2 separate regions of the Mus musculus genome follow, and region 1 is linked to region 2. Evidence: chromatin contacts called from ENCODE Hi-C data. All regions are on one chromosome and are shown on one strand. The core of a region is the stretch at or near the end of the contact, and the rest is flanking DNA. Distances in the headings are between cores, read along the strand shown.

Region 1 (2,700 bases), core at 90-2,589, 3.7 Mb after region 2:
ATTATTATTATTATTTTTTTATTATTATATCTAAGTACACTGTAGCTGTCTTCAGATGCACTAGAAGAGGGCGTCAGATCTCATTACGGATGGTTGTGAGCTACCATGTGGTTGCTGGGATTTGAACTCAGGACCTTCAGAAGAGCAGTCGATGCTCTTTACCACTGAGCCATCTCTCTAGCCCCCAAGCGGTGTTTTTCCAGTCAAAGAAATATGGTGGTTAGATCTCATTATCTTTCAGTTAATTAACCATATCCCATCTGTCTTTACAGTGCTCCCCCTAAAAAAAAAAAAAAGAAATAAATTAAAAAAAACACATTTAAGTACATTTAAATAGTTATGTTGAGCTTTTTTTTTTTAAAGAGGTGATCAGTTTTTGAGACAGCATATCATGTAGCCCAGTCTAACTTCAGGTCTATGATGTGTTGAGAATGATCTTGAATTTCTAGTCCTCTGATCTCTGTTCCAAGTCCTGGGTTATAAGTATGCACCACATTCATTAGAAATCCTTGTTTTCTAACAACACGTAAAATGATGGTCCTGTGTGCTCACTTTTGTATATGCCTGGTCAGTAACTAGAAGAAATGCAACAAAAAAACCCAGATAGGAACTGTGGGACAGTAAAACCTGTTTAGCCTTTGCAAAACGCTTAGTGTTTAGGCACCTATCTGGAAGTAAGAGTTTGAGATCTGTGTGATTCCTCTGCGGTCTTGGAAGTCAGATTTACACAGACGTGTAGGAAGGTAACTCAATTCAGGATCCCTAATCAAGATTTCTCTAGTCTTTAAGTATTAGACCTTTTTGCTCAAGGGCAGGCTTGGTTGCTAGGAATTTGGGAACACTGCTCACTTGGGATCTCCGACTGAAGTAGGCTCAGAGGTGCAGCCCACTGGTTGGTGTACCGGCACAGGACAATGTCATCGTGAGTCTGGCCTTCCTGACCACCTCCACTCGAGGTAAAAATCAGCCAGCCGTTCTTGCACCGAGGGTTGCCATAGACTCGCACCGAGTCCCTGCAGGCGTGTTCGTGTACTATTTTATTTCAGGTCCAGCCCCTGTGGGAACCTAGTGAGTGATCCGACAAAGATCTGTTGCGCACCTGCTCCTTCTGCTTCGTCAGTGTTTTTCCTCCTTTGAGAAAGAAGAGGCGAGCTTGTCCCCAAGGCAAAAGGAAATACAGCACGGCAAGCGTAGACTAGGCAAGAGGCGGAAGTCTCGGCTTCAAGTCGGGCACCTTTAAGCAGTTTAGAGACCCACGTGACCCAGAGAGCGCCCGGCCCAGCGGTCACGTGGGGGCGCGTGCGCCACACGCAGGCAGAGGCAGCCCGCACAGCCTGCGCGCCCGCGCCGCCTCCCGCCCACCTCCGAGCCGGGAGGGAGGGGAGCGCGGCGGAGGGATTCCGTGGTGGCGCCCCGTGCGCGTGCGCAGCGAACAGCTGTCACCCAGTGCGGAACAAGTCTTCCAAAGATTCCCAAAACCCTCAGGGGAGGCCGCACTTTTCATCCCTTTCATTCGGGTGGCGTCTGGACCTCCGCCAGCGGCGCAGGTAACCTCTTCTTGGTCGGGACGGAGCGGGAAGGGTGGCGGCCTCGGTCCGGTCTTCGCAGGGCAGCACGGGCCTGGGCGCTCCGCGGTGCAAAGCAGTCAGCTGGGAGGGAGGAGGCGGCCCTGACAGTCCATTCTGGCCCTCGGGATTCGGGAGCTCGCTCGCCTGCCTCCCGGGAGCCGATCGGAGGTGCTGTTGCTCCGGACTGCCACGCCTGTGTGGTCTGGGGCGCCGACCGACCCCTCTGCGGCCGACTCCAGGAAGGCCGGGCCTGTGCGTCCTCCGAGCCTCCCTTGGGTCGGGATGTCCGGATCCGCGAGGTAGCAGGTAGCCCGACCCTCACTCGGGTTCGTTCTTGGCCCTAGCAGATGATCTTTCCCTTTTTCTTTCCTCCGTCTTGAGGCCATTTCTTTGTGCGGTTCCTGGGGGGAGCCATGATGCGGGGTAGACAGTGGGCGCTTAATAGATGCGACTTCGTTGCGGCATGTGAACTGCCAGGGAGAGAGGGCGTGTTGTGCGATGGGAATGCCAAGAAGGCAGGCGGTCTAGCTCGGGCTGGAAGTTGGTGTTCTCTGCTCAGCAGTGAAAGCAGCTGGACTCAGTTCTGAGGATTTTCTTGGGGACCCAGAAGGCAGCCGCCGGTGTGGCTGAGCCCGCAAGCTCGCACGTAGTCAGTCAGGTGCTCTGAGAGAAGACTTGGAAGACTTGACCAACTTTTTTTTTTTTTTTTTTTTTTAAATCTTGGACTCAGTACGGTCACTCACACTTGGTGATTTACCTAGTACTGCTTAGAAAGCTTACGTTAGAAATGAAGCAATTCGGAACCCGGGAGACGCTTTTGATAGGCTCGGTAAGCTTAGGTTAGCACCAATCTTTGCTGTATTTCACCCACTTGAGTTTTGCGTTTAAAAAGGGCGGAAGGGAGTGGAGCCTAACTCTTTCTATGGGAAAAGTTATTAGTATTCTAATTTAAAAGTGTGATGGTTAAAACTTTTGGTATTTTTGGTTGTTTTTTGAGTCAGGGTCTTATATGTAGTCCTGCCCAACTTAGAACTCTGTATGGTAGCTAACCTGGTGCTCCAGGAAATCCACCTGCCTCTGCATCACCAGTGCAGGGATTCCTGCTGGTCATATTTCTGCACTGCTACTGGTT
Region 2 (2,700 bases), core at 42-2,541:
GGCATCCCTGCTCAAATGGCATTTGCTCAATTACTGACCTTGGAACTGAGACAGAATGAAGTGGTGCAAGGAAGGGATTTAACCTAATTTATAAACTTGCTCAACCTAGATACACACCTGTCCCAAATGACCTATAAAATCTACTTATTTGCAGAGAAAACACGGACTACAATGCCGTTTCTGTTTGTAAGCAAACTACATTGTTCATCTGGGGGAATCCCGTAAAGGTTTTTACCTGCGCATTGATAAAGCACCATCCTAGCTTTCAAACTTTCCCCCAAATATCCCAGGTAGGGTGGCCTTCTGGGCGGATCCAATACAAAAGTTTGTGTCCATTCTGGGACTCTGACAAAGGCCAGAAAACCCTGTTTTAGGAAGAGACCCTAAGCCTTCCATATAGCAGCAGCTCCCTCTGGATGGAGCATGGCACCAGGTTGGGGGACAAAAGACTTTCTAGATTTGGAGGGATTGGGGGTTTACTTTAACTGGAGCTCGGATCTTCCCTTGGGAAGCTCTTGGGCAAGAAGCGGCCAGGGTGACGAGGCCGGTGTGTAAATAGGCAGTGCCTGGGGGAAGGTCCAGAGGACTCACCTGGGGGAGGAGAAGTAGGGGCTTCGGTGACAGGTGCGGTGGGCGGGACTCCGCTACTGTTGCTGCTTCTGTCCGGGGACTCGGCAGTTGGGGTCCCTGGAGTGCTGGAAGCCTGAGCGGTGGTGACTACAGAGGTGGTCGGCGGCTGGCCAACTGTGCTCGCAAGGGTGGTGGGCGCGGGTCTGGAGGGTGGTGATTCCGTGGTGGGAGTGTGTCCGTCCTCCGAAGGGGTGGCGGGCGAGAGGTCCAGAGCCGGGAAGGGGGTGGCAGCGGGTTGTGCGCTGGTGCGAAGAGGAGGAATGATCTCCGGGGAGCCGGCTGACGGGGTTGTAGCCCCGGTTTTGCGGACTGTGGTGCGCGGGGGACCGGTCCGCGGGGCCTGCGCGGTGGGAGCCGCGGTCTTAGGGAAGGGGCTGCTGGCTTGGTCCCGAAGCCCCGGGCTGGGCGACGGGACCACCTGCCCCTCGGCCCCGCCGCCACCGGTGACATTCCCTGCCGAGGCTGTGGAAGCGGCTGCGGCGGCCGCGCAGCACAACAGGGCGAGGCCGCCCAGGCTCGGCAGGCTCCTCATGGCGCGCTCGGCTCCGCCATTCATTCATTCATCCAGTCGATCGGTCAGTCATCTTCTCCTCCCTGCCGTCCGACCAAGGAAAGCGTTGCCGCCGCTGCCGCCACCAAGAGCACCATCGCCACCTCCCTCTGACAGGCGGCCGGCCCCGCGGGCGGGCCTCAACGCGGAGGGAGCGACTGGGCGGAGCGCGCACTGCCCGCCCTCCTCGATAGGCAGCGAAGCCTGGCCAATCGGAAGCCGCGTTGGCCCACGTGATCCGCCCGCTCCCCGGCCTCTTTGTAACGGCGCAGACCAATCAGAGGACTCCAAGGGAAGAGGGCGGGACGTCGGGAGGCGCGAGAGGTGTTGGAGCCGGCTGGGTTCGCTGCGGCTCCGGCTTTGTCTACCCACAGAGCGGGGCGCGGGCCTTGGGCATCCAACGCCGCCGAGCAGACAAAGGACGCGGCCCGCGCGGCAGATTCCAGGCCAAATCATCTGTTCCACTGGGCTGCGAGCTGGACCCGGGGCGGGGAGTCCCCTGTGGACAGCGTCTCCACCCTTCTGAACAATGGGGGCGCCGGAACCGCACCCGGACTCGGGCGGGGGCTGGGTTACATCCCCGCGACGGGCGAGGGTGGTGGCAGCTAATATATTAGATGGAGCTCGGCTCTCACTCTGTTGCTCAAGACAGCCGGCCTTGGCCCTGCGGTATCAACACTGTCAACCCCATTTCAGAGATGGGGAAATTAAAGCTCTTGCTGATGGCTTCAGCAAGCCAACTTCTGTGCCCCCACTAAGCACCTGCTGATGGCATGGGCCTGCACTAAGCCAGATGGGACGGCCTGGAGCCCCATCCTGAGCACAAGAGGGTGTGGAGGAGACAAACTGGCATGCACAGTTTATGCTCAGAACCTCGGAAAGAATAGAATATGACCAGGTTGAATTTCAGCTCCTTGTCTCTCTTGCTGAGTGGTTTTGTGGCTCAAGCAGTTTTCTTAACCACGTAAATGGTGAGATGAGAGGGCACACCCCATCCCCCTCACAGAGTTGTGAAAATGAAATCATGTACTTGAAGGGTTTAACCCAATGCTTGGCCCACGGTTGTAAACCGTCATTAATGCTAACCACTTGGGGTTGCACTATGTCAGGACAAGCCTAAGGTTGGAAAGCAGCCCGCATTGCCTCTGAGTCCCCAGAGATTCCTGCCTGTTGCCTGCATTGGGGTTGGGCTGATAACAGAGCTTGACCCTGGATGACATTAAACTCTGGAGGAAGTTGGAAATCAGGCAGGCAAACTTGCACCATCACCCAGGATCCAGCGCTGCGGGACATGGTAGCCTCAGCTGAGCAACTTTTAGGTGCAATCTGGCAGGACAAGTTTGTCATCTGATGGCTTAATTCCATCCCAACAGCCTCACTGTAAACCCAGTCGTGGCCTCTCCTAGGATGCTTGCCTTTGTGCATGATTTCCCATTAGTCATTCTCCTCTAACCAGACAGGCAGGATGAGATTTGTGTGTGAACTCCTGTGTGTTAACAAAAGCATGCATTTATTTGCCT

Evidence for each region. A loop is a pair of places that touch in the nucleus more often than their neighbours do.
Region 1: a map of heart shows a loop between it and region 2 (8-fold over the local background). The contact joins the promoter of Kdm4c here to the promoter of Megf9 in region 2. A Hi-C loop is called at or near these places in 3 of 37 maps with a recorded cell type or tissue (T-helper 2 cell, heart and regulatory T cell).

What each region holds. Positions count from the first base shown.
Region 1 is chr4:74,250,540-74,253,239 of GRCm38, forward strand. Kdm4c (lysine (K)-specific demethylase 4C) reads left to right here and starts at 1,340. Exons shown (of 22, transcript NM_144787.2): 1 at 1,340-1,547.
Region 2 is chr4:70,533,637-70,536,336 of GRCm38, forward strand. Megf9 (multiple EGF-like-domains 9) reads right to left here and starts at 1,292. Exons shown (of 6, transcript NM_172694.2): 1 at 592-1,292. The coding sequence starts at 1,186.